2 separate regions of the Mus musculus genome follow, and region 1 is linked to region 2. Evidence: chromatin loops called from intact Hi-C (ENCODE). Cell type or tissue: left cerebral cortex. All regions are shown on one strand. Links, peaks and the distances in the headings refer to the core of each region. The heading gives the core; the rest is flanking DNA.

Region 1 (8,328 bases), core at 149-8,148, 51 kb after region 2:
TAGTGCCACCCATGGTGGACTGGGTTAAGACAGTTCCCTACAGATGTGCCCACAGGCCAATCTAATTCAGCTGATCCTCTTGCTGCTCTTCTCAGGTGATTATAGATTACGGCAAGTTGCCAGTGACTCAACACTCACCAGCACAGTGATATTCACTACGGCATGCTACACAGCCTCTTCTCTGCTTTTTTTTTTTTTTTTTTTTCAAGACAGGGTTTCTCTGTACAGCCCTGGCTGTTCCTGGAACTCACTTTGTAGACCAGGCTGGCCTCGAACTCAGAAATCCCCCTACCTCTGCCTCCCGAGTGCTGGGATTAAAGGCGTGAGGCACCACGCCCGGCTCTTCTCTGCTATCTTAAGTGTATGCATAGTGTGTGTGTTTATGTGTCTCCCTGTGCTTGAGTGCATATTAGAGGCCGGAGGTCAACAGCGTGTGTGTCTTAGTTACTTTCCTGTGGCTGTGACAAAACATCATGCATGGCTCAGGCAACTTTAAGAAGGAAGAGTTTATTTGGGATTATGGTTCCAGAGGGATAAGAGCTCACGATAGCATCAAGCGGCAACTATGGTGTCAGGAACAGGAAGCTGAGAGCTCACATCCTTGACTGAAAGCACAGAGCAGAGAGAGTGAACTAGAAGTAGACTGGCTGTGGACTCTCCAAGCCTGGCCCCAGGATGTACTTCTTCCTGCAAGGCAGAACCAGTAGAAATGGCACCACCCACTGGGAGCCAAGCATTCAAATACATGCACTTATGGGGGACATTTATCATTTAAACCGTTACAGGGGATCTTTCCCTGTCACCCACCACCTTAGTTTTTGAGTCAGAGTTTCTTACTGCAGGGAGAGCTCACCCAGTAGTGTGGCCAGTGTGGCCAGTGAGTCGATGCATACTACCACACCCAGATGATAGGTGGGTGCTAGAGGTTACAGTGAAGGTCGTTTGTGTTTGCTTCGGTTACCATTGACTGAGCTATCTCCTTGTCCCATCTAACAGATCAGAAAACTGAGGTTTGCTCAGATGCCCTGCTGGTATGCATCAGAGCTGAGGCCAGGCATCTGCTTCTGGGCTGGCCTTGGTGTTCCATGCATCTCCACGGTTGGCTAACAAGGGGTAGTGTTGAGCATCTTTTTGGGATCTGCCTGCTACTGGTTTCTGTCACAGAGCCCTGTGCAACAAGTAGTAGGTCCCACAGAATTCTATTGTTTCACAGTTGGTTCGGAGGAGACGTGTGCAATGCCAGAGGGCCCGAGGAGGTCAGGAAAAGGGCTTAGCTTCCTGTGCAGGAAGGAGCAAGGGCACATGGGAAAGTGGCCTTTGTTTCAAAATGGATCCCTTCATTTCAGGTGGAAGTTTCACTACTGTCACCTGAGATCTGGAGCCATATAGAAAGCGAAGTGGCGTTTCCCAAAGTGTTCTGCAAGCCTGGGAATCCCCTGTTTCTTACCACAGATAAGAATTTCTCCTCAGGCCCGGGGAGATGACTCATCTGGTAAAGTGCTTGCCTCGCAAGCCTGAGGACCTGAGTTCAATTCCCAGAACCCACATGAAAAGCCGAGCATGGTACAACATGTTTGTAATTTCAAAGCTGGGGAGGCCGATGTCAGAGACTCTGATGTCAGAAACTCTGAGGCCAGCCAGACTAGCCTAATGGAGAATTCCTGGTCAGTCACAGACTGTCTCAAAGTACAAGTTGGAAAGCTTCTAAGGATGCTTAGAAGTCAAGATGGTCTTTTGGTTTCCATACTCATGCATATCCCTGCATGCATGCACCTGCACACACATGAACATGAACACATGTGAACACACACAAACATTAAAAAAATGCTCCAGAAAATCAGCTTCCAGACACAACTGGAGGGTGGGAGCTCCTGACCTGGTGACACAGGTTGCCACAGAGGACCTGAGCCATGGAGCATGGGCAGGTGCTTCCTGGGAGAGCTGGCCTATCAGGAAGGAGCACTGGGCACAGGGGGAACTTCTGGGAGGGAAGAAGACAGCCAGTGGATTTGTCTGGAAGCCAGCCTCTGTGCTGTTGTGCAGCTGGGTGGGTGGTCTCCACAGTTAACAGGAGTTGTCTGTCTGCAGGAAGGTGCTGCTGGCGGGTGTCTGCCAGAACGCAAGGATGTTTAAAGCAATGAGTTTTAATTAGGCAGCCGATACACATGGTGTAGATGTATAAACAGACCCAGCCAGCACCTGCTCCCTCAACATGCCATGTGCACATGAGGGCCACTCCCAAGATGCTATCCTGCGCTCTCTCTTGCCTTCAGCTTTACAGCCCATCTCCACCGTGGCTCCCCACCATGGCACTGAAGCACAAGCACACTCTTCCCAAGGCTGTGTAAGACTCTGGGAGAGCCAGGAGGGCAACCTGGGTGGTCCCTGCTGTGTTCCCTGCTGTGGGGCTGCGGTGGTGTTGTGGCTGCGGCAACACTCACTGCTATGATCTCTAGCTTTCCTGTTGCTGTCTTTTCCTCTCTCCTCAGCGGGGTTTATATGTAAGGCCAAGAGGGACCCTGATTTTTTAGGGCCATGGGCTGGCTTCTGTCCAAGTCCACACAGGTCCTGGCACTGGGCTGGCCGGAGTGGTTTTGGACCAGTGGCCACCTGGTTTGGGGTGTAGCCTTTTACTTGTAAAGGGAGCCCTAGGCCAAAGATGAACTATGTGTAGTTTGCAATCCTGGTCCATCTGGACCCACAGGTGTTCCCAGCAAGCAACTGGGAATCAGTCACTGTCCACTGTGTGTAACCAGGAGATAAAACTGGGTCAGTGACTTGTTTCTACCTCCTTTGGACAGTTGTCATGTTGAGTCACCTCCTTCCAGGCAGTGTAGATGTCGCCCTGGGCCTATGTGCCAGTGAGTTTATGAGTTGTCTCTGTTCATCGATCTGGGGTGAGGGAGCCTCTGTCCCAAAGAGCTCCATGCGGTCGCACTTGGGGGCTGGGCCCTGGTTCTTCCACACAAAGCCTTGGCATCAGGCCAGGGGATGGGTGGGAGGCCTCCGGGTTTCTCCAGTCCCAGCCTCACACCATCAGCCTTTACAGTCGGCATGTGCTCACCCAGGCAAGGGGCCAGACTGACAACAACCAGGTGGGTCTGAGTTTGCTCCGGTTCTCTGACACCTGGAGCCTCAGAACCTCATGGCTGTGGGTACAAGCCCTTTAGCTGTCCACAGGCCTCAGTTGCATACTTAACTTGGTGCCCTGTTGATGACCTCAGTGGGCCAAATCTTCATCTGCCACCCACCAAGACCCTTTGCTTTCTGTGTACTATAGACAGGTCGCTTCTCACAACCAGATTTCCTTAATGGAGTTGTCTCTACTGACAGGGGTCACCCTCACAGAATGGGCCTCCTATGCCAACTGTGGCCTCTACTACAGACGGGGATCTGTTGTGTAGTCTGAGTCTCCCCACCGCTGACTGGACTCTCTTCCATAGACCATGGTCTTTTCTGCTGTCTGGAGTCTCCCAGCTGGTTGGTCTTTTGCGCTACTCACCTATTGGGAGCCCGGATCACCTTCTCCCTATCTGGTCTCCTCGCTTTCAGTAGCACCTGCCAAGGGATGCAGAGAACAGCAAGCTCTCGCCCTGGCCACACGGGTCTCAGATGACCTGGTCGGCAGGTGGATCATCTGTTGACTCTTTCAAGCCCAGGCTGGCACTTTGAAACAGCCTGGGAGCCACTGAGTAGTTTTGCAGCCACAGGAACAAAGCACGTGTCCAGTGCTTCGTGCCAGCTAGCTGTTACCACAGCTGCAGCTGTACCTTCCCAGCCACCGCACTGGAGCTGGGTCTGGCAGCCATTATGGTCCGGCTGCTGAGGCCCTGTGACAGGTTTGAAGTCTATAATGTACTTGGAGGCTGTCCTCTACCCTGGTTACTGGTGACAGCCAGAGAGGGCAGCTGGGTTAGGAACACCATGAGATCTCTGGCATCTCATTAGATGTAGATGCCCCTGCCTGCTGTGACCACAGGGTGACACTTTGCTGCAGCAACTATAATTGTGGTGACCACAGGGCCTGGGGCTTGCAGGCCATCATTTCTCTTGAATTGGTAACGGGTACACCTGTCACGGGCTGCAGAAGGCAAGCAAGCTTCCAGCGCCCTGCTCACGGGAGCTCAGATCAGCCACTGGGGAGTTTGGATGATGGTGATGGAGTTTGGATCTGTCTGGTCCTTGGGAAGGGGGAGGGAGGGGGGAATGAGTCTTAGTGAGAGGTGGCCAGGACAAGTGTGCCCCTTCAGGAGGACTGTCCTGTTTTATAGCTAAAGATCTGGTACAGAGCCAGAATCAGCTTTGTCCCAGTCGTTAGCCAGCTGATAGAGAAGCCAGAGGCACTTGAACCCGACTTTAGCCTGAGGCGCTGTGGTGTCCGGTGCACTTGGCTGGCACCGGCAGCCCCAGGGTTTACTTTCTCTCTTTTGGCCCGGAATGGCTGCCAAGCCCCACCCCCACCCCCCACATCTCCAGGCAGCCTCATCAGAACTCAGCCAGCTGGTTCCTTTCTTTCCTCCAAGACTGATGTCCTGGAAGAAAGATTCTTAGGAGGTGACCTCTATCGGTCCCTAGAGGCTGGCTTGCTGGTGGCCTCCCACCTTGCTGACCACGTGGGACCTCCCCCGGCCCCCCCCCCCCCCCGCTTGGCTCTGTACATGGTCTGTGGTGAGAGGGAGCAATGAGATTTCCAGCCCCAGTAGGGCTCCAGTGTGTGGGATGCTGGACTCGGTACCTTTGACACTGCCACCATCTCTGGTGGACCAAATGTTAGATAGAGTCCAGATACTGCTTCTGGGGCTTTCTGAGTCAAGATGCCATGTGGCTCAAACTACCATTCATAAAATATGGGACCAGTGATGGGGCCCGTGGTGTTTTTGATGAATGAATGAATGAATGAATGAGTGAGTGAATGATGACTGGAAAGGCACGCCCTCTTTGGTTTCTACCATTGTTTTGCTAGTGAGTTTACATGGTGGGAAATATGAATGTTCAGGACATTCATCCAACACAGTGCCTGGCACACATCAGGCTCCCTGAACAGATCTCCAGGGTTGGGTACGGGTTGGGTAGGGCTCCCTCTGGTGGTTGAACTTGAATTTCCACCTGCTTTTCCCTTTCCTACACTGGAGCCTGCAGGGCTGACTTGAGTCAAGGGCTCTACCTCTGAGCCACACCCCAGCCCCTCACTGGGGGATTCTAGGCAGGGGCTCTACTACTGAGCCACGCCCCCAGCCCCTCACTGGGGGATTCTAGTCAGGGGCTCTACAACTGAGCCACACCCCAGCCCCTCACTGGGGGATTCTAGGCAGGGGCTCTACCACTGAGCCACACCCCCAGCCCTTCACTGGGGGATTCTAGGCAGGGGCTCTACCATTGAGCCACACCCCCAGCCCCTCACTGGGGGACCTGGGTAAGCATGCTACTGTTGCACTATCTCCTCAGCTCTCTTTTTATTTTGAATTTTGAGATAGACTCTCTAAGTTGCCCAGGGAGACCATAAACTCACTCTGTGCCTCAGGCTGGCCTGAACTTACAGTCCATCTGCCTCTGTCTCTTGAGCCGCTTTATAACCAAACCCTTTCTTTCTTGGTTGCTTTGGATTTGTTTTGTTCTTGCCGTCGCTCCCCAAGGCTACCGACTCCAGGTCTTTCCTATTACACACTGTAGATGTCCTTCCATGTGCAGATTCTCTTGTGCCTCACACGCTTGACAAAGTCTTACTTTAGCTGGGAGGTGGTAGCATAATGCCTCTAAATCTATGAGTTCAAGGCCGTCCTGGTCACAGAGTAAGTTCCAGGACAGCCAGGACTACCTGGAGAAGTTCTATCTTATCCCCTGTTCCCCAAACGTTGCCTTTTATTTTTTCGTTTGGTTTCTAGTTATTTTCATGTCACCTAGATTCTCTTCCTCCCCCCTTCTCTTCCTCCTAGTTTTTGACTTATTGAGATGCGGTCTCATTTTGTAGCCCAGGATGTCCCAAAAATCACGATATACCCAGGACTAGCTTTGCTCTCACCACAATCTTCCTACTTCAGACTTACAGATGAGCATCACCAGGCCCAGTTTTGGTGCCTCCTCCCTGACCCTGTGCTGTTTAGAAGTGCCAGCACTTCCAGAATGCTGGGTTTTTCCCAGGCTTCTAATTTCCATTTTACCTCGGCGGTGACCTAACGGTGCCCACGGCATGCTTTGCTGCCCGAGTTTACTCAGGTGTGTTTTATGGCCCGGGATGTGGCCTTGACTGTTTCATGGGAGCTGCCTGCCCCTCTGCTGTGTGAAGATATACTCCATAAATGTCTATTAGCTGATTGGCAGGCAGCACGGCCCTACTCACCTGTGTCCTCCTCAGCTCCTGGCAGGCCTTAGCTGGTTTTTCCAGTATTATCAACCACCACAGGGCACTGCTTGTCTGTATTTCTGTCAGATTTCACTTAGCAGTCCAGTGTGTGTGTGTGTGTGCACAAATGTACACACACACAAGTGCACACACACAAATGCACACACACAAGTGCGCGCGCGTACACACACACACACACACACACACACACACACACGCAGAGGCCAAAAGACAACTTCAGATGTTGTTCCTCAGGCTGTCCACCTTGAGTTTTGAGACAGGGTCTCTCAGTGGACTGGAACTCACAAGTAGGTATAGAAGAGCTGGCCAGAGAGTTTCACAGATCTGGCTGTTTCTGCCTCCCTACCACTGGGCATGCTCCACCAAACCCAGATTTTTTTTATTTATTTTTTAATATTGGAAGATTGATTCTGGGTTTGAACTTAGGCAAAGCATCTCTTTGGAAGGTCGTTGTTGCAGCCAAGACAGGTATCATATTCTGAGTGCATCATGGGAATCTCTCATAATGAAGTCAGAGCCCTCATGAGCCAATCACCTCTGTGACAAGCTTTTCTAGGCAAACATTGAATCCACACCATAAATGAGTGTTTTAAGTTATCATGACTATATTAGCACCACGACAGAAGCAAGCTCCCTTGCTCCTGAGGATAAAGGTTACTGGTTTAAAGTTCGTCTTCAGCCTCCTCAATGTGCCTGTGCAAATTCAGAAGGTCAGATGGGCTGGGTCATTTGTGGATATTGTGACCATTCATAGCTAGCATGTAGACTGGTGATTCTGAGTGGAAGCCACATTGACAAAGAAGTATATCCAACCCCCCACCTCCTAAAGCCTAGATCCACAGTGGACACTCAGGCCCGTGTCTCTTACAACCCCATTAATGCATCTCCACCCTGAATCTTGGAACTTCACAGTCTGGGTGCCAGAGCTGGCCACCTGGCCCGGAACAATGTGAAGAGATCCAACTGGGCTTATGGGCAGCCTTCCGGGAGCAGGCAGCCTTGCCCCACACCACAGTGCACAAACAGCCAGGGCTGACTTATTGCTGTCTCCACAGAAATATTTGGAACTAGAGTGAGCTCCCACCTAAACAGTGAGAGAACCTAAATTCAAGCTGGGACACCACATCTGTCGCCCTGGCCAGCAGCTGAAGGCCACTTGGGCTGGGATGGCCAGTGTAAGACAGACTGACGCCAAGGTGTCCAGCAGTCTGGGTGCTTCCTGTCTACATAGTATTCACTGAAAGTGCAGATCAGAATAGTAGAGAGTCCTTCTTGTTTGGGTCTTTCAGAGTGGTTGCCAAGGAAATGAGACTTCTAGCTGCCCCCTCTCGCCCTCTTCAGCCTCACCATCAGAAACATTAGTGAGAATATGTGAACGAATTTTCTGCACATAGTAGGAGCGCTTGTAAATGGCCTGTCTCCATCTCTCACATTTCCTGTCTGTTTCTGTGAATTCCACTTTCTGCAAGACAGGTATAGTGCTGCTTAGGTTCTATTCACTGGCTTGAGCCAGGGAGTGAGATCATGCCTTCACTCTGACCCCGCCCCAACCAAGGTTCAAACTTTTTTTTTCTAATCTATTTTGTAGATTGGCATGTCTCAGCCCCTCCCTGGGGGATTCTAGGCAGGGGCTCTCCCACTGAGCCACGCCCCCAGCACCTCACTGGGGGATTCTAGGCAGGGGCTCTACCACTGAGTCATGCCCCCAGCCCCTCCCTGGGGGATTCTAGGCAGGGGCTCTACCACTGAGCCACGCCCCCAGCCCCTCCCTGGGGGATTCTAGGCAGGGGCTCTACCACTGAGCCACACCCCCAGCCCCTCACTGGGGGATTCTAGGCAGGGGCTCTATGATTGAATCATCTTTTCAGCACTCTTTTTACTTATTTTGAGTCAAAATCTCAGTAATTCACTCTGCTGGCCTTTAACTTACTCTATGGATCTGACAGTCATTGAACTCACAATCCCCA
Region 2 (8,328 bases), core at 78-8,077:
ACAGGGTTTCTCTGTATAGCCCTGGCTGTCCTGGAACTCACTCTGTAGACCAGGCTGACCTTGAACTCAGAAATATGCCTGCCTCTGCCTCCCAAGTGCTGGGATTAAAGGCATGCACCACCATGCCCGGCTGAGCAGTGTCTTTTTTTTATTTTATTTTATTATTTTTGTTTATTTTATCATATACTTGTTTTGTTTTATTATTAATTTCATTCTAGATTTGATTTTATTCGAGACAGAACCTCATGTAGCCTAGGCTGGCCTCAAACTTGCTATTGTAGGCAAACATACAATACAGACAATGCGCTGCTCCTGTTGCTACACCCCACGTGCTGGGATCACTGGTGTGTGCTGCCATGTTGGTGCATTGCTGGTGATGGGACCCTGAGCTCCTGCATGCTAGGCAAGCACGATATCAACTGAGCCCTGTTCCAAAGCAGCAAGTCCTTTTACAGCAGTTTTCCTTCACATTGGCAGGAAGAGGTGTGGGCCACCGCCAGCCCTGCCTGCTGAGAGCACAGGCCAGGTTGGTGGCCATGTGGAGACATGTGTGTCAGGAGGAGGAGGGCTGGTGAATGTGGCAAGAGGTATCAGGCAGCTGGGCAATGGGGTACCCCTGAACGATAGGGAATGTGGGCAGGTGAGTGGAGGAACAAATTCAGGGAGCTGGTCAGTGTAGATAGACGAGTGGGGAGCTGGTGAATGGAAGAACAGATTGGGGAACAGGGTGTGAGCACAGGTGAGTCAGGACAGGTGAGTGGGGGGAATACGTGGTGGACTGGAGAATATAGACAGGCCAGAAGATTGGAGATGTCTTCTCCAGCACCTTTGAGTCTCATCCTTCCTCCTGCAGCTCAGATCACTGGGAGAAGATGGACTCTGTTTCCACAGGAGCAGATGGCGCAGGACAGGATGCGTGCGTGGTGGCTAATTTTTGCTACAGGCCTCGGCTTTAGAGTGGGCAGGCACTGAATGAGACTCAGAATGACAGCTCAGACAGAGCACGGTGCCACTGTGCCCTGAGCAGAGAGAGCATCTAGGCCCGGAAGGAGCGGCGCCAGCCAGGTCGGGCTAGCTTAGGAAGAGAGGAATGGGGTGGTAGGAGGTCCGGGTGGCAGGACCTGTGTGTGTGCGGGGACGCGGGGCCTGCGCGACAGAGCTCTGGTGTGTCCCTGGCATTCAGAGACAGCTGTGGGGCGGTCCCTGGGGAGGACAGCGGTCGGTGGGCGACCCGCGCGGGCGCGGTGCGCGGGGCCTGGCGGCCGGCGGCGACGCGCAGCGGGGGCGGGCGGAGGGCGGCGCCGCTGCAGTGCGGGGACCCGCTCGCCGTCCCCGCGTCCCCGCGTCCTCGCGCAGCCTCCTCCGGCCTCGGGCACCGCGCATCTACAGGTACGCAGGCTGGGGTGGGGTCTGTGTAGGGACCCGGCCCTATCTGGAGCTGGGTGTCAGCGGGAACTGGGGTGGGGTGGGGGACTCACGGGGACACGAGGGATTTGGGGAGGGGCGCAATCAGCCCCGCGGGGCTACGCGGGTGGAGGCGGGGGTGGGGTGGGGGGAGAACTGTTGGCGTCCAAGGTGGTACCAGGCCTTTGTAAAAGCTCTCAGGACAGGGTTGGGTTGGTCCCCTGTACCCACCAGGGTCTGGAGGCGCCTTGCACTCACCACCATCTGGGGGCGTCCCCAACTCTCCTCTGGTGGGCCCAGGGTTTGGGGACCGAGTCACGGTATGTGTGTGTGTGTGTGTGATTCCCCATCCTTCTGAGGCTAGGTGTACCTCCTCGTCCTCATCCGCCATGGGGTCCCCTCAACCCCAAGGCCTCTAGGCTGGATGATTCCAATCAGTGTGGGGCGGGGCGATGACCTGGACGTTGTGACTCAACACTGCGCAGGACACTCACTAGAGCCTTCTAGAGCCTTCGGGCCTCTGTTACTGTCTTCCAAGCCCCCCACCCCCACCCCTCAGCTCACTTCCATTGTTTTCTTTACCCTCTTTGCCTTTCTCATGAAACAAGCCACCCCAATCCTTTGACAGCACCCCCCTCGCGCCCCACCCACCCGCGCTGGGGCCTTAGATCGTGACAACATCAACCTTAAAAGGGGGGAGAGTGTGGATGAAAAAAAAAATGAAGCATCATGGTTTGCATAGTGGGGGCGCCAAACACCCAACTTATTCCACCTGAAATTTCTCAGAAATGGAGAGAGAACCGTATGCAAATCATACTTGATCTCTTTCATCCCTGAAGGAACCTGTTCCGAAGTAAGGAAGGCGTTTGAGCCTTTGAGTGATGAACTAACTCATCAGAGAAAACCCTTTGACAAACGTGACTTCTGGCGTTATACACACTGGAGTTAATCATTAACAATAAACCTTACATGCTGGGAGGCCCTCTTCCACTGATGTACAGCCCTATGTTATTTTTTTAATTAAATGTTTTGTGTGCATGCGTCTCTCTCTCTCTCTCTCTCTCTCTCTCTCTCTCTCTCTCTCTCTGTGTGTGTGTGTGTGTGTGTGTGTGTGTGTGTGTGTGTGTAGAAGGCCAGTGGTTGGTCTTGGGTGCATTCCTTGACCACTTTCCACCTTATACAGTGAGGCACAGTTTCTCCCTGAACTCATAGCTCACCGATTCAGATAGTCTAGCTAGCTAGCTTGCCCCAAGGACCCTGGCTTCACTTCCCTCACCCTGGGACTGTAGGCCACCATGCCCACCTGGCATTTCTGTGGGTGCTGTGGATCTGACCTTCTGTCCTCATGCTCGGGCCTTAGATGTTTTATCTACTGAACCATCCTGTCAGTATCTCCCCTGCCCTCCCTCTTTTTAAAGGCAAAGTTTACATAGACCAGGCCAGCCTCCAACTTGTTATGTAGCAAAGGCTGGCTTTAAACTCCTTATCTTTATGTCTTTCCGTGCTGAGGAGTGCTGGGGTTATAGTTATGCATCACTGCAGAGTTCATTGGTGTTGGGCATGAAATCTGCATACTAGGCTAGTATTTTACCAACTAAGTCATATTCTCTAAACCCATTCCAGGCTTTTACTTTTTACTTTGAGACAGGTTCTCACTAAGTTGTATAGGCTGGTCCTGTTCAGGCAGACCTTGAACTCACAGTCCTCCTGTGTTCATCTTCTGAGTAGCTGGCATGACAGGCCTGTACCACCAGGCCCAGCCCACGTGTACTTTATATAGTTTATGGTAGAACAGTTTGGCTTCCCCAACACCTCCTAAAGCTGATTGTGTCATCTGTAACAGGAGCATAGAAGACATTCTGACCATGGCCTCCCCATCATGCTTCCACTCGGAGGATGAGGACTCTCTGAAAGGATGCGAGATGTACGTGCAGAAACATGGCATCCAGCAGGTGCTCAAAGAATGCATTGTGCACCTCTGTGTCGCCAAGCCGGACCGGCCACTGCGATTCCTCCGGGAGCACTTTGAGAAGTTGGAGAAGGTCAGTGCCCCTAGTATCCTTTGTAGGTGGCCTGGGCAAAGCTGCTTCAAGTCCCTCCTTGGAATTCCAAGATAGTGATGCTCCTATATCCCAGATCTGTCAGGATCATGGGAAGCAAGGCTGGGGCTGAAGCTCCATGGTAGAGCCCCTTCCTAGATTCCCCAGGCAAGGGGCTAGAGGGTGTGGCTCAGTGGTAGAGCCCCTGCCTAGAATCCCCCAGTGAGGGGCTGGGGGCCTGGCTCAGTGGTAGAGCCCCTGCCTAGAATCCCCCAGGGAGGGGCTGGGGGCGTGGCTCAGTGGTAGAGCCCCTGCCTAGAATCCCCCAGGGAGGGGCTGGGGGCGTGGCTCAGTGGAAGAGCCCCTGCCTAGAATCCCCCAGTGAGGGGCTGGGGGTGTGGCTCAGTGGTAGAGCCCCTGCCTAGAATCCCCCAGTGAGGGGCTGAGGGCGTGGCTCAGTGGTAGAGCCCTTGCCTCCAATCCCCTAGTGAGAGAGGCTGGACCCCCACCACCACCTCCCATGAATAAGGCCCTGGGCTACATTCCCAGTAATTCGATTGACTTGACACTGACTTTTCTTTATTTGGCCTTGGCTTCATCTCTGGGTCCCACACTCTCGCTTTCTATTTCTTTGAGGTTTACAGTCTTCAGAACTCTCACAGACTGGTTCAGGGATTATTTATCTGAACCTGGTTAGTGGCCACAGGACTCGCTGGCAGTTTTCATATGGACCAGATGGGGATGAAGTCTGGTTATGTGTGTATGTCTTAAGAAGATCTCACGTTGTAGTCCAGCTTCGTCTGATACCTGCCACTATCCTCCTGCTTCATTTTCTTCAGTGCTGGACCACTTTGTCTGGCTGAGGTCTAGTGATAGAAACCATCCTAAAGTCTAGTGGCCAGCCATCAGAGCCAGATTGTCAAGCCCCCAGATCCCAGTGAGAGGAGTGAAGAGCTGGCTCAGCAGTTAAGAGCATGCACTGGTTGCTTTTCCACAGCACCCGGATTTGATTCCCAACACCCACCTGGTGGATTATAATCATATGTAACTCCATTCTCACGGGATCCGGGGCCTTCTTTTGGTTTCCACAGGCACACATATATTCCCTGTGCACACACATTCACACACACACACACATTCACACAGACACACACGTACATAAAAACAAATTAAAGGCAAGCATCTGATCATGCAAGTGATGGAGGTGTGTGTAGTCCAGGTCCATGTTGATCTGCATGCTGGACTTGCAGTGTGGATGGAGGAATTTGCCCCAGACATATTTGATGGGAAGAAGCACTTTCACATGTGCTCTCTCTCTCTCACACCCTCTCTTTCTTTGTGGTACTGTCATGCTACGCAACTCAGGCTCCCCTCAAACTTACAATCCTTCTGCATCAGCGTTCAGAGTGTAAGGATTATCAGTACACTCCACCTTACCGCTCTAGCCCCACTGTTCTGAGGACACAGGTGCCCCTGACTGGCTCCTCGGTGAATGACGTCGCTCACAGTTCCCCAGCCCCTCTCCTGGGCTCCTCCTCTGCTTGGGATGGGTGGCTAGCAGGATTCCTATCAAGAGCACATGGCTTCCTCCTAGGTACCAGCTTCATCCTTACCATAGGTCCCCACCCAGAGTATTGCTGAGTGTCACCTGAGGTCATTCCCTTGTCCCAGTTGGAGACCAGATGGGGAGTCTCATCAGGCTGTGACTTGCCTTTGAGCATTTGTGAACCATCTGCTGCTAGGCACTTTTCATGGTGGCCTCCTGTAATCATAGCTCCAACTCAAAGCAACTGCTACTACTACTATTTATTACTATGTTTTTAATTTTTAAGAATTATTCTATTTTATGTTCATAATATAAATTTATTTAACATAAATATTTTGTTGATATCTATTTATTCTACTTATGAGTATTTTGCTTGCATGCATGCCTGTGTACCATGTTAGAAGAGGGCATTGGATCCCCTGGATGAACTGGAGTTATGGACAGTGGTGAGATGTGGGTGCTGGGAATCAAGCACAGGTCCTAAGCAAGAATAAGTGCTCTCAACTGCTGAACCATCTCTAGTTCATACTGTGTATTCTTGGAAACAAGGTTTTGCTATGTAGCCTAGGCTGGTCTCAGGCTTATGATCTTCCTGCCTTAGCCCCTGAGTGCTGGGAATACAGACATCACTGCCATGCCTGACTCAAAAGACCGAGCCTCGTTTTTCTCTTTAAGACACTCTTTCCATCTCAAGTGGAGGGGTGGTACTCAGTGGAAGGGTCCAGTGCTTAACTGGCATACAGCTGTGAAAATCCTTGGCTTTACCTCCAACTCTGGGAAAAAAAAACATAGTAAATAGCACTTATCGAAATATTTTAAAGTTTATTGTTATTGCTATTGTTAAGTATGTATGTGTGTGTGTGTGTGCATTTGTATGCCACATAACCAACGGTGGCTTTGTAGGCCAGAAAAGGGTGTCAAATCCCCAGGAATTGGAGTTTTAGGCATATGTGCTAGGAACAGAGCTAGGGTCCTCTGTAAAGCTGTAACTGCTCTTAACCACTTAGCCAACTTCCAAAAACACTTTTTAAAATCTCTGTCTATCTGTCTGTCTGCCTGCCTGCCTACCTACCTACCTTTCTTCCTTCCTATCTATCTATCTATCTGTCTGTCTGCCTGCCTGCCTACCTACCTACCTTTCTTCCTTCCTATCTATCTATCTATCTGTCTGTCTGCCTGCCTGCCTACCTACCTACCTTTCTTCCTTCCTATCTATCTATCTATCTATCTATCTATCTATCTATCTATCTATCTATCTATCTATCATCTCTCTATCCATCCATCCATCCATCCATATTTTTTTTTTGAGACAGGGTTTCTCTGTGTAGCCCTACTGTCCTGGAACACACTCTGTAGACCAGGCTGGCACAGAGAACCACCTGCCTCTGCCTTCCAAGTGCTGGGATTAAAGGCGTGCACCAGCACTGCCTGGCTTAAAATATATTTTTTTAATTGTCATCTAATTAATTTATATCATATGTTCACGTGTACCTATGCACACAGGTACCGATGACGTGTGCACCCGTGTGTGGGGGTCGGGGGTCAGGGGTCAGTGTTGGGTGTCTTCCCTAATCCCTTTCCACTTTATTGCTTCATGATAGGGTTCCTTATTGAACCTAGAGCTCACCCATTCAGCTAGGCTGGCTGGCTCTTGAGTTCCAGGGAGTCGATTGCTTTTCCTCCTTAGTGCTGGGATTACAAATGTGCCCAAGACCTACACTCAGGCCCTCAAGCTCCAGCTGTAAGCACCTTACTAACTGAGCCATCCTCTCAGCACCCCCAAAATATTGAAAAGGAATTCATAAGCCTGGCTTGGTGGTACATGCCTGTCATCCCTGCACTCAGGAGGCTGAGCAGGAGGATCAAAACCTTAAGGTTAGCCTGGGCTATATAGGGAGACCCTGTCACGAAAATAGAACTCAAAGCAAAACAAAAACAAATCAAAGCATCCATCCCTATAAAAGAAAATCTCGTTTGTTTGTTTGTTTGTTTGTTTTTGAGACTGGGTTTCTCTGAGTAGCCCTGGCTGTCCTGGAACTCCCTCTGTAGACCAGGCTAGCTTCGAACTCAGGGATCTGCCTGCCTCTGATTCCTGAGTTCTGGGCTTAAAGGTGTGTGCCACAATGCCCAGCAGTGCCCAGCTTTTTACATAGGTAGGGATTCAAACTCAGGACCCAGTGCTTGCGAAGCTAACCCTCTTGCCAGCTGAGCCACCCTCCCTCCACACCCCTTCCCTGCTGGGTGTGCTGTTTAAACAATCTTTAGCTGGGTGTGGCCATGCGACAGTGGCAGTTTTATATTTTACATGTTTCTCTACTTGTCATTTGTTCTGCGGGGACATCCTTTCCAATGATTGCTCAGTGCGTAATGGGTCAGCATTCCGTGTGTGTGTGCGTGTGCGTGTGCGTGTGCGTGTGTGTGTGTGTGTGTGTGTGTGTGTGTGTGTGTGTGTGTGAGTGTGTGAGTGTGTGAGTGTGTGAGTATATATGGATGTGTGCCTGTGCAGGGGGGAGGGCAGCTACGTCTAAGATAGAGAGAAACGTGACTGCATGAAGGTTTAGTGCTCAGCCAGCTTTCTCTACTCTTCCTGTCTGGTTTTTGTTTTTGTTTTCGGTGGGGATACAGTTCTCACTATGTAGTTCTAGCTGGCCTGGAACCCCACTATGTAGACCAGGCTGAACTTGCAGATATATTATTTCTCTGCTTCTTGAGTATTGGGATTAACGGTTTATACCACCAAGTCACCTGGCTTCTCTGTTGATCTTAGCCAGTGGTTCTCAACCCGTGGGTTAAGACATCTTGTTGGGGAGGTTGAATGAGTCTTTCACAGTGCTCACCTAAGATCATCAGAAAACACAGATATTTACATTATGATTCATAACAGTAGCAAAATTACAGTTATGAAGTAGCAACAAAAATAATTTGATGGTTGGGGGGGTCACAACAACATGAGGAGGTGTATTAAAGGGTCATGACATTAGAAAGACTGAGAACCACTGCTCTAATCCCAGACTACGGCCCCACCCACAGTGGGCGTGCCCGTCCTCCCTGCCCATCCCCTCCAACCCACCCCTCCAGCCCAAATTAGGGAAATCAAGACAGTTCCCCAGAGACACACCCACAGGTCAACCTGATCTGGACAATCCCTCACTGAGACTTTTGAGACTTTCCAGATGATTCTTTGAGAAATTAAAAACTACCAACACATGTAGGTTCATGGCAGCACTGGGTTGCCAGGTTTGCACACAGAGGACAGTGTTGAATCCCCTGGAGCTGAAGTTACAGGCAGTTGTGAGCCCCTTGATACGGGTGCTGGGAACTAATTTCTGGTCCTCCGGA

What was found. A loop is a pair of places that touch in the nucleus more often than their neighbours do. Peaks named below come from ENCODE experiments on the same cell type or tissue, not always from the same donor. Only the 100,000 strongest peaks of a DNase experiment are listed, where the experiment ranks them.
Region 1: it touches region 2 in a loop (2.1-fold over the local background); 4 of 42 quality-filtered maps call a loop at or near these places.

Annotation. Positions count from the first base shown.
Region 1 is chr5:139,072,091-139,080,418 of GRCm38, reverse strand. The region is part of intron 4 of Prkar1b (protein kinase, cAMP dependent regulatory, type I beta); the gene reads left to right. Among named protein-coding and RNA genes, the nearest start is that of Prkar1b, 53 kb to the left of the region's middle. In left cerebral cortex, for the core only: a CTCF peak has its summit at 5,079 (motif pointing left); DNase peaks (open chromatin) are centred at 2,965, 3,745 and 5,081.
Region 2 is chr5:139,122,705-139,131,032 of GRCm38, reverse strand. It overlaps Prkar1b (protein kinase, cAMP dependent regulatory, type I beta), which reads left to right and starts at 1,281. Exons shown (of 11, transcript NM_008923.3): 1 at 1,281-1,389; 2 at 3,248-3,446. The coding sequence starts at 3,270. In left cerebral cortex, for the core only: no CTCF peak of the experiment used is centred there; DNase peaks (open chromatin) are centred at 956, 1,866, 2,105, 3,200 and 1 more place; H3K4me3 peaks cover 2,951 bases; H3K27ac peaks cover 2,108 bases.